Linked DNA regions of Homo sapiens: all the other regions are linked to region 4. The links are chromatin contacts, found by Hi-C or POLR2A ChIA-PET in ENCODE. All regions are on one chromosome and are shown on one strand. The core of a region is the stretch at or near the end of the contact, and the rest is flanking DNA. Distances in the headings are between cores, read along the strand shown.

Region 1 (2,783 bases), core at 179-2,678, 550 kb before region 4:
ATCAGTAAAATCCACTAAAAAGTGTGTGACAGGTTTCTTTTTCCTTATATTTTTCTTTTTTAAATACAAAAGTAATACCAGCCCACTGAAAATTTGAAAAGTATATGGCATTAAAAAGAGAAAAATAACATCTGATAATCCAACAAGATAAACCCTCTAAAATTTTTCTCTTTTTAAATGAATATAGTTAAGCTTGAAATAGAATTTTAAATTTATCTTGATGTTTTACTCAACAACGTAGAAGCATCTTTTATGTCATTATTTTAAGTCACAAGCACTTTTAGTGATGATGATTAAAAGAACCATTTGTTTTTTCCTTACTGTTCCCTGTTTTTAGATTTTTGGCTAGTGTCTAATTTTTCCCTGTTATAAATAATGCTGAGATGAACAGAATATGTAGATTTCTAATAATTTGCAAATGAACAGCATATGAAAAACATGAGCAAAAATTTTGCAGTTATAATTACTCAACACGTTTTAAATAAATTACTTTTATTTTGAGCGTTCATTCTTAAATATGTTATAGGAAGTAAGTAAGAAGCATTCCTTACTCCTTAGAATTTTGTTTATAAATTAGTGATGAATTGGAAAGGGTAGCTTGCCCCTGGAATTCTCTGATAAGCACAGGTGATGAGGAAAATGGAAAAATCCAAGAATTCCTTTGTCTTTCCTTAATAGTCAGCTTTAAGTGCAGTGCAGGCGTGCCCTCTAGCGGCCAAATAAAAAATAAAGAAATACGGGAAACCTTCAGCATTGTAACAATCGCACGTCCCCATCTAGTGGCTAACGTGTGTAAATGCAGCTTTTCTAATCACAATAGCGAATGTTACTTGATTTATATTTGTCTCATGAGGTGAAGAACTGGGAGGAATCTTAGAGATCACGTATTTCAACTTCCTCACGGAGTGGCATGCAGGCAGCAGCCTTGGGAACCCCGATTGCCCCTCCTCACACCTGCCCATCACAGGACTCGGGCGACAGGGTGGTGAAGTCAGGCTGTGGCCCCAGCGGCGCCACGAGGCCGAAAACAGGCGCTCAGCCTCATCCCCGTGGCTGCAGAGTGCCAAGCGTCAGGTCCTGCGCTCTGGGCGCGGGTCAGGAGCAGCTGGCAAGGGCAGCGCAGCCTGTGGGGCCCTTGGGCGCGGCCGGCCGCAGCTCCGGGAAGCCACGTCAGCCCACGGGCGCTGCAGCTGCAGCCGCCACCAGCACATGGAGCAGGGGTCCCCGAGGATTGGGAATCCCCGACCAGGCCTGCGCCTCCAGCCGCGCGGACCCCGGGGCCAGCCTGGCCGCGGCAAGTCAGGCAGTCTGCGGCAGGAGCGCCGGGCATGGGCTTCCGCCGGGGGTGCAGGAGGCGCGCACCCTCCGGCCGGATGGGGGCGCACTCAGGGCCCAGGAGGCCATCCCACGGGAGCCCCGCCAGCCCCCGCCGGAGCCCGAGCTGCAGTGCCGCCTACAAGTGGTGCGCTGGCTGCAGCTGTGGCAACCCCGGATCCCGTCCTCCCGCCTCGCACCCATCAGCGCGGACCCCGGGGGCGACGCAGTGGCGAAGTGGGGCTGTGGGCCCAGCGGTGGCACCAGGCGGAGAAGCACCACTCAACCCCATCCCTGGGCTGCAGAGGGCCCAGCGCGGGGGACTCCGAGCGTCGGGAGCCTGTGGAAGAGAAGAGCGCGCGGGCGACAGTTAAACAGGCCCTGGGGCAGGGCGCGCCTCGCGCTCCAGGGAGCCCCGCCCTCCCGCGGCACCTCCGCAGCAACCGCCGCCTGCACTGGGCGCGCGAGAGCTGCTAGGGCGGTTTCTCTGCCTCGGGCCTGTTGGGCAGGGCCGGCTAAGGTGCGCGTGCTCGCTGGTTCTAACCCTTCTGTTGGGCGTTTCTGCTGAGAGGCGGGAGGCGCTGAGAGTCTGTGCGGAGGTCCGTGGACAGACTGCTTTGCTCGTTGTTGCTCTTCGGAGGCGGCGATCCCCGAAGGCGAGCTGAAATACGGCTGCAGGCTACAATTTGCAGCCGACGATTATGGAAGACGGCAAGCGGGAGAGGTGGCCCACCCTCATGGAGCGCTTGTGCTCGGATGGCTTCGCATTTCCCCAATACCCCATTAAACCGTATCATCTGAAGAGGATCCACAGAGCTGTCTTACATGGTAATCTAGAGAAACTGAAGTACCTTCTGCTCACGTATTATGACGCCAATAAGAGAGACAGGAAGGAAAGGTAATGGGGGCCGGGAGCCGGGGCTGCGGGAGGAGGCCTGTGGATGTGGAGAAGTACCCCTTTCCAGGCTGAGGGCTGCGGGGCGGATGGTCCGGGGCTCGGGGTTTGGACGGGGGCTAGGGGGTGCCCGGCTGGGGTGGGAGTGAGTGGAGCGGGGCCTGGGGAGTGGCGGTATATGGGGTGGCGGGGTGTGGAGTGAGTTGGGGGATGGGAGTGGGGAGTAGGGGGTGCATGGGGTGGGGGCGTGAATGGGCTGAGGTGGACGGAATGAAGGCTTGGGGGGTAGGGGCGTGGACGGTGTGGGGTGGGGAGATGGGGTGAGGGTTCAATGGGATAGAGGACTGGAGGTGGGGGTGAGGGGTGGGGGTGAATGGGGTGGGGGAAAGGGGTGCAGAGGTGAGGGGGGCGAGTCCTGTCACCAAAGGGGCTGGACTTTCTTTCCTGGCAGGCTCAGCCGCACCTGGGATGTGGAAACCTTGGCGGGGGCGAGCACCCAGGTCATTTTCACAAGCAGCAAAACAAAAACAAAACTTCAGCTGGTTTCCAATCACTCACCATGCTGCTTCTTTAT
Region 2 (2,721 bases), core at 129-2,628, 900 kb before region 4:
TAAATACAAGTGTCAGTGCGGGAAGGGAGTAAAGTGGGTTCTGTGTCTTCAGTACTGGCAAAAGATTTGCTGTGAGACCTGGTGGTCAACCCAGTACCTGATCTTCTCTGTGCACCTGTGCAATTATTGTAAGGATGTTTATCTGTCTGTCTTCTTCCCCCTCACAGGGCGGGCAGCTGTGGTCTTCCTTATACACCCTACTGACACAGGGCTAGGGCCATTCAGGAAGCAGTCATTTCAGGGATAGGCCCACTGCCGCGCCTGCCTGCTCATGTCCACAAGCAGCTGCCCAGCTGATCAATCACCACAATTTGGGGTTAGGAGTTTGGTCCTGGAAGGCAGGTAGCAACAACTACTACCTAGCCAAAGAATATTCTAAAGAGCTGTCCTGTCATGTTCAATGTCTAGGTCCACAATCCCGCAAGCTTAGCGAAGTAATGCTCTGTCATTCTTACCCCCATTTACAGATGGAGAAATGGGCTGGGAGATGACAGTATGGAGGCACCAGGATTTTTGTCTCGGCTCAATTTCTGCATCTCTAAATGGAAATAATTCTACTAACTCTGAGGGTTGTTGGGGGGATTTAATGAATATATGTGTTTACTTGTTTATCTCCTGTTTTCTGTTCTAGACTGTAAACCCCAATGGGCAGCGACTTTGGCTTGTTCACTGCTCTATTGTCAGAGCCTAGAACAAGTGCCTGGTACAAAGTAGGTGTTCAATAAATATCTATGCCTAAATGGAAGAGACAGGAGAGAAGTCTAGGCCAGAGCCTGCCCCTTCTATAACCTTAGTTCCCCAGATTTGCCTTCCACATCAGGCAGCCACTGGTTGATGGAAGCATCGTCGGGCTGGGGCTGGGGCTGGGGTAACCTACTTCTGGCCTTAGGACAAGGTCGGCAAAAATCTCAGCAGTGAGGAGGCCAGAAAAGTCTCCAAGGGGCAGGCTGCAATGCCAGCCTAAGCCCTCAGGTTTCCTTTTTCTTTTTCTACATCAGGAAAAGCACTTTTCTCGCCCTGCCTGCAGAGCGGGCCACCCCTAGCTGCAGGTGAGGGACGGGAGAGGAGCCTCCCACGTGCGGCCGTGCGAGGCCGAGGAACAGGAACGGCGTAGCTAGGAGACCAGGTCCCGGAGAAGGAGAGCTGGCCCCACTGGCAGAGAAAGGCGGGGAAGGGCGCGGAGGCGGAGCACTGGGCGGGTACCCGCTGGCGGCTCTCGCGCGGCGGCGCTGCTCCACCTTAAGCGACTGTACCCCCTTAAGGGCGGGCGCTCAAGCAGCGAGCCCCGGGGGCGGGGCCTCCAATGCAAATGAGGGGCGTGGGCAGGCGGGGCGGGGCGGGCGGGGCGCTGACCTGACGTCAGGCTCGCGGCCCGGGCAGTTGGCTCGGCGGCAGCGGAGCGGCCGGAGCTGCGGTGCGGACCGGGGCCGCGCGGCGTGGCGCGGGGAGCGGCGGCGGCGGCAGAGCCAGAGCAACATGGCGCCGGTGGGCGGGGGCGGGCGCCCGGTCGGCGGACCGGCCCGCGGGCGCCTCCTCCTGGCGGCGCCGGTGCTGCTGGTGCTGCTGTGGGCGCTGGGGGCCCGGGGCCAGGGCAGCCCCCAGCAGGGCACGATCGTGGGCATGAGGCTGGCGAGCTGCAACAAGTCGTGTGGGACGAACCCGGATGGCATCATCTTCGTGTCCGAGGGCAGCACCGTGAACCTGAGGCTGTACGGCTACAGCCTGGGCAACATCTCCAGCAACCTGATCTCCTTCACCGAGGTGGACGATGCCGAGACCCTCCACAAGTCCACCAGCTGCCTCGAGCTCACCAAGGACCTGGTCGTCCAGCAGCTGGTCAACGTGAGCCGCGGGAACACGTCCGGCGTGCTGGTGGTGCTCACCAAGTTCCTCCGGAGGAGCGAGAGCATGAAGCTGTATGCACTGTGCACCCGGGCCCAGCCCGACGGGCCCTGGCTGAAGTGGACGGACAAGGACTCACTGCTCTTCATGGTGGAGGAGCCTGGGAGGTTCCTGCCTCTCTGGCTGCACATTCTCCTAATTACGGTGCTGCTGGTGCTGTCGGGCATATTTTCTGGCCTCAACCTCGGGCTTATGGCCCTGGACCCCATGGAGCTGCGCATCGTGCAGAACTGTGGCACCGAGAAGGAGAGGCGCTATGCCCGCAAGATTGAGCCCATCCGGCGCAAGGGCAACTACCTTCTCTGCTCGTTGCTCCTAGGGAACGTGCTGGTCAACACCTCCCTCACAATCCTTCTAGACAACCTCATCGGGTCCGGCCTCATGGCGGTGGCCTCCTCCACCATTGGCATTGTCATCTTTGGGGAGATCCTACCTCAGGCCCTGTGCTCCCGACATGGGCTGGCTGTGGGTGCCAACACCATCCTTCTCACCAAATTCTTTATGCTACTCACCTTCCCCCTCAGTTTTCCCATTAGCAAGCTCCTGGACTTTTTTCTGGGCCAGGAGATTCGCACTGTTTACAACCGGGAGAAGCTGATGGAGATGTTGAAGGTGACGGAGCCCTATAATGACCTCGTGAAAGAGGAGCTCAATATGATCCAGGGTGCCCTGGAACTACGGACCAAAACTGTAGAGGATATCATGACCCAGCTCCAGGACTGCTTCATGATCCGCAGCGATGCCATCCTGGACTTCAACACCATGTCGGAGATAATGGAAAGCGGCTATACTCGCATCCCGGTGTTCGAAGACGAGCAG
Region 3 (2,767 bases), core at 139-2,638, 810 kb before region 4:
TCTCATCTCTACCTACTACACGCCTGTAGCACCCTCCTGATTGTGACAACCCAAAATGTCTCCAGATATTCAAAGTCCCTTAAAGGGCAGAACTGCCCCCAGTTGAGAACTGGGGTGTTTAGGGAGGGTCTCTGAGGAGATGACATTGGAGCTGGGATCTGAAGAAAAGCATCAGCTAGCTTAACGGTTGTAGGAAGTTCATTCTAAGGAGATGGGACAGCAAGTCCAACGGCCTTAACTCAGGAAAAGGTCTTGCATATTTGAGACACCAAAACAAGACCAGTGTGGCTGCGGCGTAGTGATTGGGGGAAGAAAAGCATGAGAAATAAAATGAGGAGGAGAAGTAGAACCGGCAGGGGTGGGTCTACAGAGCTTTGTAGGCCATAACAGGGAATGATGTGATTTCTAATTTTCAAAAAGCCGCTCTGGCTGCTATGTGAGAGTAGAAAACCCTGTAGGAAGGCAAGCGTGGAAGCAGAAAGACCCTCTGAGGCAACCACTTCAGCAGTGCAGAGGACAGCGGTAGGAGGGGCGGAGGGAAGTAGGCAGGTGCCAGAACCACGGTAAAGGAAGAGTTCCATGAGAATGCTTACACAGCAGTGGCAATCGAGGGCTGCATCCGCAAGGGCAGATGACACAGCACAGTGGTTCCCAACGCTCACAAGAAGCACCCTGGTTTCCCGCCTTCCTCTGTTCCTATTGGCACCATAATCTCTGTATAATCTGGGCCAAACGTGTTACCTCTCTGGGTCCCACAGATGAGATACTGTGCCCTGCCTCGAAGGCTGCCCGTGCGAAGCTCTTGCCATCTTTAAAGCATGCAGGCTGCCTGGCACCCGGGGCTAAACAAAGGCCACTGCTCTCCTTCACCGCGCAGCCCCCAGGCCTGCAGCTCCATGCCCCTCAGGTTGGGTGCAATGCCCCTGGTGCAGATTCTGCTCCCCGGGCCCTCTCTCAAACACCTGAGCAGGCTTGTGTCTCCCAGGGGAGGTCGTCCCCCGCTACTCGGGAGGGTTACGGAAACCAGTGCTTCCGCTTCCCCGCCGCCCGCGGGACAGGTGTCTCCTGGCCGAGCTCGTGCGGGGCCCTGGGAGGCTCTCAGTACACGGGAACCGTGGGTCCCGCCCGCCTTCCCGCACCAGGCCCCAAGCCCCAAGCCCCAAGCTCTCGGGGCCCCGTTCATCCGCCTCTCCTTGGCCCCACGCCTCCTCCTTGGGCCGGGGCCTGGTGAGAACCACGAGGGCCGCGCGGCAGCCTCACCCCTCTCGAAGTCCATCTCCTCCAGCGTCTGCTGTACGCCGAGCACCGCGCTGGGATGCGAGCAGCAGGGCCCGTCCGCGCAGGGCCGAGGCGTCGCCATCCCGGCCCCGGCGTCAGTCGATCCGCCCCGGGTCTCAGGCTCAGCCTCGGCGGGAGGGGCGGACGCAGGGCCCGCCCCGCGTCCCTGATCTGGCCGCTCGGCGTCCGCGGCTGTCGCCCTAGTCCCGCCTTCTCGCCAAAGCTGACCAATCAAACGCCTAGGCCTTAGCTCGAGAACCAATTGCAACGGTAGGGCGGGGCTTGTTGCGCCCGGCCGTGCCCCGAGGCCTCCGCGCGAGGGCGTCCAAGGCCAAGCGAGGACTGAGGCGCTGGGTTCCGGGAGCCGCGCGCCGCTGGAGGGCCGCCGGGCCGCCTGGCCTTGCAGGGTGTGGGGATGAGGCAGCTGGGTCCGGTCGGGAGCTTTCCCGTTACCTTCGCCATGACCCAGCCGTCCAGCGACCTCGCAGCCTCCTCTCTTTACCGCCCCTAGTCCCTAGGGCAGGGAGGCGCCACGCGCTCCGCGGTCTTTTTTTTTTTTTTTTTTTTTTTTGAGACGGAGTCTCGCTGTCACCCAGACTTGTGTGCAGTGGCGCGATCTCGGCTCACTGCAACCTCCGCCTCCCGGGTTCAAGCGATTCTCCTGCGTCAGACTCCTGAGTAGCTGGGACTACAGGCGCCCGCCACCACGCCCGGCTAATTTTTTGTATTTTTTAGTAGAGACGGGGTTTCGCCAGGATGGTCTCGATCTCTTGACCTCGTGATCCGCTCACCTTGGCCTCCCAAAGTGCTGGGATTACAGGCGTGAGCCATCGGGCCGGGGCGCGCTCCACGGTTTTTAGCCCCTCTTCCTGGCACCACCCCGGACCAAGGCCGACCGCCCCCGGGGCAGCGGCAAAGTGACGGCTGGAAAGGCCTCGAGACGCCCCTCCCCGTACCCTGCTCTTCCTTACAAGTCCAGCAAGGGGCAGGTGGCCACAACTTGTCCTGCCTGTAGCTCCACCTCAGGGCAGGGGCAGGGCCTTGGTTTGTGCAGAACCCCCTGGCCCCACAGTGGGCGCTGAGTTTACGGAATCGGTCTTCATGATCAAAACCCACCGGGAGGCCGTCTGCGGACCGCGCACCTTCGCAGCGTGCTCCTCAGCGGACCCCAGCCTTCTCAATTCCCAGTTAAAACCCAGGCAGCTGCCTGCTCAAGCCACGATCAAGTGTACAGGGGAGACCGCCTGATCGGCTTAGAAAGAGTGCATGAACGACAGAATGCAGGTTGGGTTCTGTGCCAGTCCCTCTCCAGGACAGTGGTCTGGTGCACACTGGATGTAAGTTCCTTCCCCCGCTAGTTGGGGCACGGAAGACCCTAGCATTCCTGGTGGGTAGAAGGCTGGAAGTCGTTTCTCCTCCCCTAAGCAGGTTGAGAACCCCATCCTCACACAAGCAATGATCTCATCTCCACAACCTTCCACTCCTTTGG
Region 4 (2,815 bases), core at 162-2,661:
ACCCAGCGAAGGGATAAGCTTCTCAACTCAGTCCCACCACTCTTCATCGCAACCCTCTGAGTCTGCAGCAGAAACAAACATCTCCAAGTTACAGAGGAGGGGATGGAATCCCCAAGGGGCCGAGCGGTAGCCCTTTTAACTTATAAGCCTGTTGATTAGCCTATACGAGTTATTTGCACGTCAAGAAAGGAAGTAGCCTGCTCCTTCCTGCAGCGTCCTGCTGGTGTGACAGCACGTCCCCAAGCTCAGTGCTAACCTCCTTATTAAACATCCCCTGCTGTGACTCAGGGAACCCACATGGGTACTCTAAAACAGTCATTCAGGGACCCCACGGGGTCATGTGGGAGGGAGACAGATCCCAGAAAGAGCACAAGTGAGTCATTACCAAAAACTCCAAGGCCCGCACACCGGACGCACATACCCAGCTAGGGGCAGACTCAAAGATCCCAGCCCTTATCTTCTCCCCATATCAGAGCTCGGAAGCCAGAAATCTTCCTAAGGCAGGTGAAAGCAAGCCGAGCCCCACTGCTGAAGGACAAAGCCACAGGAAGCCTGATGACATCTTTCCTCTGAGGCTTCCAAACGATCACCCCAAATTGCTTGCTGATACTGGGAAGAGTGGCCATGAACTCTCCATTGCTCTGCTGGCTGTGGAATGTTTGCTCAGCACAGGAAGCATTTAAGGAGAAAGTCAAAGTAGCCAAAAGGCAAACCAGATGGTGGTGGACATGTGGGTGACAGAGCATCCTGCATTTGTTGCCTCGGGGTGCAGCCCCAAAGATAAAGCCAGCAGTGTGCAAATGACAAATGCTACCCCACCTCCGCCAGGCAGCCAGAGCCAGGGCCGAAGGACGCGGAAAGGAACTGGTGTGGAAACCTGCCCAGGAACCGCACTCTCAACTGAGAAGAGTCCGGGGCGCGTCCCCGCCCGGCCGCCCGGCTGTCACTCAAGCTCTCCTGAACTTCCCCGCCCGACTCGGGGAGGGGTCGGGGAAGAGGCTCTGCGACGCGGGCGAGGGGGCTCGCCCCATGGCCGGCCTTACAAGGCCAAGAGGGCGCGCGCCCCCGGGGCGAAGCCAGCGGCCCGGCGGGGGCGACGGCCACGCAGTGAGCGGAGGACGCGCCGAGGCGGGCGGGGGTCTCTCCCTGCGCCGCCGCGTGCGCCCCCGGGGGCGGGGCGCCCGCCCTCCCCCTGGCTGCCGGGCCTCACGTTGTCGATGACCACAGGCTGGTTGGCGATGATGTCGTAGGACTCCATGGCCGGGCCGCGCCGGCCCTGCCCAGCAGGCGGGCTGCAGGAGGCACCGGATGGGCGGGCGGGCGGGAGGACCGGGACGGCGGCGGCTCCCGACGCGGCGCCGCTGCCCTCCCTCCCCGAGCCTGCAGCCTACGCGAGCCCCGCGGGGCTTTCTGGAGGGCGGGCCCGGCGGCCAATCATCGCTCCCACCTGGCCCGATTGACAGCAGGTGCCCGGGGCTGGCTGCGCGAAGGGGGCGGGGCCTCCGGAGGCTGGCCAGCCAATTGAGGTCGTCCGGAAAAAAGTGGTCGCGGCGTTGCCAAGGTAGGCTGCGCAGTGTCTGGGATGATGTCATGGCTCCGTCTTAAAGGGGACGCGGGCGGCAGAAAGTGGAGCTGGGCTGGTGTGCGCGCGGCCGGAGTCTGTGGAGCTGGAAATTCACCGGTCCAGGAAGACGTCTTTCCCGCGTCCCAGCACCGGTCCAGAAAGACGTCTTTCCCGCGTCCCAGCACCTCGGGCCACGCTCCTTCGTGAGAGCGCCCTCTCCAAGGAGGCCGGCCCTGGATATTTCACCCAAAATATTTATTTTTTCTTTTTTTCTAGGTAAGGTGTCTTGCTCTGTCGCTCAGGCTGGAAATCTTGGGCTCAAGCGATCCTCCCGCGCCAGCCAGTAGGGGGGACTACAGGCGCGCACCATATTTATTTATTTTTACTGAAATAGTCTCCGTAGAGACTGTTAAAAATTGCCGATGTCGACTATATTGCAAGTCGTCACGGTGGGGTATTGCGAAAAGTTTTCAATTAGCAATAATCGCGCTTCGGATAAACCTCATTGGCCACCATACGGCCACCGCGCAACGCTAGCTAATTAAAAAAAATTTTTTTTGTAGAGAAGGGATCTCGCTATGTTCCCCGGGCTAGCCTCGAACTCCTGAGCTTAAGCGATCCTCCCGCTTAGTCTTTCCAAAGCGTTGGGATTACAGGCGTCAGCTATTGCGCACGGCCCCATAATATTTCCTCGTTGAGCACTGAAGAAAAGATCCTTTTCCTTATAAAAATTACAGTTTCGTGGTATTTTGGTCCTGGCATTTATTGAGCACCTGCTCTGTGCCTGCGGAGCACTTCTGCCCACTTTACATAAGTTATATTAAATCCTTGCAACAATATCAGGTAGTTGTATTATTACTCCCATTTTTCAGTCAGGGTCTTCACACTTTGGTAACCTGCCCAAGATTATTGGGTGTGGAATTGGCATGCAGGTAGCCCCCTGCGGCACTGGAGTCAGCTGCTTCAAGAGTGCAGGATAGTTGAGTTCTACATTTGTTTACCAAACGGATCCATAGTTATTTCCCTGTATATATACCTCTCCCAATGGGTTGTGAGCATAAAATTTGTAAAATTGAAGCGGGTGTGCAGAAATCACAAGTGTACATGTACATTTCAATGAATGATTAAAATGTGGACACACTTGCATAACCACCGAGTTCAAGAAACAATATTGTTGCTGGAAAAGGGGTCCCGATCCAGACCCCAAGGGAGGGTTATTGGATCTTGCCCAGAAGAAATTCAAGGCAAGTT
Region 5 (2,700 bases), core at 192-2,691, 920 kb before region 4:
CATGATTGTGCCACTGCACTCCAGCCTAGGCAACGGAACAAGACCTTGTCTCTAAAAATATATAAATATAAATAAAAAGAGTTTGACCCTCAGGCCTCCGGGGCTTAGTCACATTCTTCCTTTTTTTTTTTTCTTTGAGATGGAGTCTCGCTCTGTTGCCCAGGCTGAAGTGCAGTGGCATGACCTCGGCTCACTGTAAGCTCTGCCTCCCGGGTTCACGCCATTCTCCTGCCTCAGCCTCCTGAGTAGCTGGGACTACAGGCGCCCGCCACCACACCTGGCTAATTTTTTTGTATTTTCAGCAGAGATGGGGTTTCACCGTGTTAGCTAGGATGGTCTCAATCTCCTGACCTCGTGATCCGCCCACCTCGGCCTCCCAAAGTGCGGAGATTACAGGCGTGAGCCACCGCCCCAGCCGTCACATTCTTTCTTTAAACAATCCTTAAAGTGTGAAGCTACTCCCTGTACCCTCACCTATAAACTTCTTTAAGAATGAAAACTTTGTGTCTGCAAACCCATAAGCATTAGCAAAGAGACAGCACAGAGGCACTCCAGGCATGTAAGTGAATAAATGATTACCCTTAGTAGTAGAGTATACTCTTGCACTTTGAATTGTTTTCTGTCCCACTACCTACGCCTTAGTGGGGAAAGACTTGTGTTAGTTAAGCCATCTGCACTGGTTTGTCATCGTTTTGTGGCTAACTGCATTAATTTTCTGGCTGATAAGCTGTGCTTAGAGTTCTGTGAACCCTAACCTCTTTCACCAACAGGGCCCCTAGGCTGGAGAAGAGAAGGTGGTTCTACCCAGCAACATAAATTTATCATCTTCTCATTTCGTTCAAGTTCTACCCCAGTTCTTCCTCCTGCTTTATTTCTAGCACATCCACAGGTCCATCTGGAGACTGGCTCATTGCTAGTAGCCCTCAATCACTCCTCACCATTCTCAATTCTCTCCCCTTCCCAAACTCCTCCTGTCTAACTCCAGGCCTAGTACTAGTGGCACCCGACAGCCCTGCCTTTACCTACTGGAAACTTCCAGAGCTTGGCAGGCACACCTAACTCCTGCCTTTCAGACCTGTGGCTCCCAAACGCGGAGGGAGTCTCCGTGGGCCCCACCACCGCCAGCAGTTTCCTCCGGGCCACGAAGCCCTTCGCCGCCCCCGCCTCTACCCCTGAAATCAAGTCCCGAAGCCCGCCCCACTGCACGACCACCTCACCCTGGGCGCCTCACCCTGGTAGGGCTTCGACAGCGAGTGCTCCCGTTTCAAGTACTCGAACGTTTGACCCGCCCCGACTTGCTGTGGCCCCTGCCCAGACCCCAACAAAAGAAGAAGGAGTAACATCCTGGACCCATCCCGAGCCGACAAACATCGCCGCCACTGCTGCCACGACCCAAGGGGTCCCAGAGTCGCCGCCATCTTTCCCACCAACGACCCTTCATCAAAAGCCCGCCCCGTCGCCCAACCCATTGGCCCGAAGAGCCATCTGCCCTGCGTCCTATTGGCTTTCGTCAAGCCCCCGCCCCTGCAGGTGACTATATCACCGATTGGCTGGCTTCTGTATCAGTTGCCTTGCCAACCCAGAAAAGGGGCGTAGCCGAATGCCCAGCCCCCCCCCTTATTTGCATTTGCCCTGAGTTCCACTAGGCTTGCTGGGATACGTAGTTTATTTGTATTTTGTTTTCTGCGTACGAGAGTAAATTTAAAGAGATAAAACGTTTCTTCTGGTCCCAAACATTCTATCCTCTCTGCAATAGTACGCTCCTGACTGCAGCTCTCTGAATCAATTTGGAAGATATAGCAGTGAAAGGAGAAATAGACAAATCCGTAAAATAGCTGGAAAACTATCAATTTATAAAAGACTTGAACAGCACTACCAACTAACTTGACCTGATGATATTTATAGAAACTCCACCTAACAACTGCGGAAGACACATTCTCTTCAAATGCAAATGACTCCTTTGCCGTGATAGTCTGGGCCATCAAGCAACCTACAGATATAAAAGAACTGAAAGCACACAAATTAATTAATTCTAAAAGCCATCACCTCCTTTCCTCCCTTCCTCTTTTTTTTCTTTTTGGTTTGAGACGAGGTCTTGGCCAGGCGCGGTGGCTCACGCCTGTAATCCCAGCACTTTGGGAGGCCGAGGCAGGCGGATCACCTGAGGTTGGGAGTTCGAGACCAGCCTGACCAAGGTGGAGAAACCCCGTCTCTATTAAAAATAAAAAAAAAAATTAGCCAGGCGTGGTGGCACGTGCCTGTAATCCCAGCTACTGGGAGGCTGAGGCAGGAGAATCGCTTGAACCTGGGAGGCAGAGGTTGCAGTGAGCCGAGACCAAGCCATTGCACTCCAGCCTGGGCCACATAGAGCAAAACTCCATCTCAAAAAAAAAAAAAAAAAGAGAGACAAGGTCTTGCTCTGTTGCCCAGGCTGGAGTGCAGTGGCACAATCTCAGCTCCAGCCTCTCCCTCCCTGGCTGAAGTGATCCTGCCACCTTAGCCTCCTGAGTTACTGGGACTACAGGCACATCCCTTCGTCTTTATCCGGCACCACAACATGTGTCCAGACTGGTCTCCACGTAGCCACTAAAGTGATCCAAACTATCTAACCATGGTAAGTGTCAGGGTTAAATGAGTCAATATTGGTAAACCTCTTAGAACAGTGCCTTGCGTGTAGTAAGCACTATTTCTTTCTTTTTT

What was found. A loop is a pair of places that touch in the nucleus more often than their neighbours do. ChIA-PET counts read pairs that join two places held with the same protein, here RNA polymerase II (POLR2A). Pooled maps may share reads with other maps.
Region 1: a loop to region 4 is called in a map of B cell, with 13 times the contacts of the local background. The contact joins the promoter of ANKRD36 here to the promoter of ACTR1B in region 4. A Hi-C loop is called at or near these places in 1 of 168 maps with a recorded cell type or tissue (B cell), 2 of 37 single-sample maps with no recorded cell type and 6 of 50 pooled maps.
Region 2: a loop to region 4 is called in a map of B cell, with 13 times the contacts of the local background. The contact joins the promoter of CNNM4 here to the promoter of ACTR1B in region 4. A Hi-C loop is called at or near these places in 2 of 168 maps with a recorded cell type or tissue (B cell and CD4-positive, alpha-beta T cell), 1 of 37 single-sample maps with no recorded cell type and 8 of 50 pooled maps. POLR2A ChIA-PET finds 5 or more read pairs at or near these places in 1 of 52 experiments (GM12878).
Region 3: a loop to region 4 is called in a pooled map, with 8 times the contacts of the local background. The contact joins the promoter of ANKRD39 here to the promoter of ACTR1B in region 4. A Hi-C loop is called at or near these places in 1 of 37 single-sample maps with no recorded cell type and 11 of 50 pooled maps. POLR2A ChIA-PET finds 5 or more read pairs at or near these places in 4 of 52 experiments (OCI-LY7, activated T-cell and endothelial cell of umbilical vein).
Region 5: a loop to region 4 is called in a map of naive thymus-derived CD4-positive, alpha-beta T cell, with 12 times the contacts of the local background. The contact joins the promoter of LMAN2L here to the promoter of ACTR1B in region 4. A Hi-C loop is called at or near these places in 1 of 168 maps with a recorded cell type or tissue (naive thymus-derived CD4-positive, alpha-beta T cell), 1 of 37 single-sample maps with no recorded cell type and 8 of 50 pooled maps.

The regions. Positions count from the first base shown.
Region 1 is chr2:97,111,725-97,114,507 of GRCh38, forward strand. It overlaps ANKRD36 (ankyrin repeat domain 36), which reads left to right and starts at 1,429. Exons shown (of 76, transcript NM_001354587.1): 1 at 1,429-2,212. The coding sequence starts at 2,016. RefSeq lists enhancers at 879-978, 1,939-2,168 and silencers at 1,229-1,608, 1,689-1,818.
Region 2 is chr2:96,759,524-96,762,244 of GRCh38, forward strand. CNNM4 (cyclin and CBS domain divalent metal cation transport mediator 4) reads left to right here and starts at 1,379. Exons shown (of 7, transcript NM_020184.4): 1 at 1,379-2,721. The coding sequence starts at 1,477. RefSeq lists enhancers at 817-866, 1,426-2,015, 1,887-2,136, 2,016-2,604 and silencers at 1,197-1,616, 1,740-1,923.
Region 3 is chr2:96,856,628-96,859,394 of GRCh38, forward strand. It overlaps ANKRD39 (ankyrin repeat domain 39), which reads right to left and starts at 1,389. Exons shown (of 4, transcript NM_016466.6): 1 at 1,261-1,389. The coding sequence starts at 1,360. RefSeq lists silencers at 1,050-1,219, 1,250-1,919.
Region 4 is chr2:97,662,633-97,665,447 of GRCh38, forward strand. It overlaps ACTR1B (actin related protein 1B), which reads right to left and starts at 1,412. Exons shown (of 11, transcript NM_005735.4): 1 at 1,211-1,412. The coding sequence starts at 1,258. It overlaps LOC124900516 (U4 spliceosomal RNA), which reads right to left and starts at 2,099; the gene lies at 1,959-2,099. It also overlaps a transcript of C2orf92 not described here and the pseudogene RNU4-8P. RefSeq lists enhancers at 1-515, 481-550, 1,591-1,930 and silencers at 911-970, 1,051-1,510.
Region 5 is chr2:96,738,623-96,741,322 of GRCh38, forward strand. It overlaps LMAN2L (lectin, mannose binding 2 like), which reads right to left and starts at 1,442. Exons shown (of 8, transcript NM_030805.4): 1 at 1,232-1,442. The coding sequence starts at 1,418. RefSeq lists enhancers at 1-757, 758-1,695.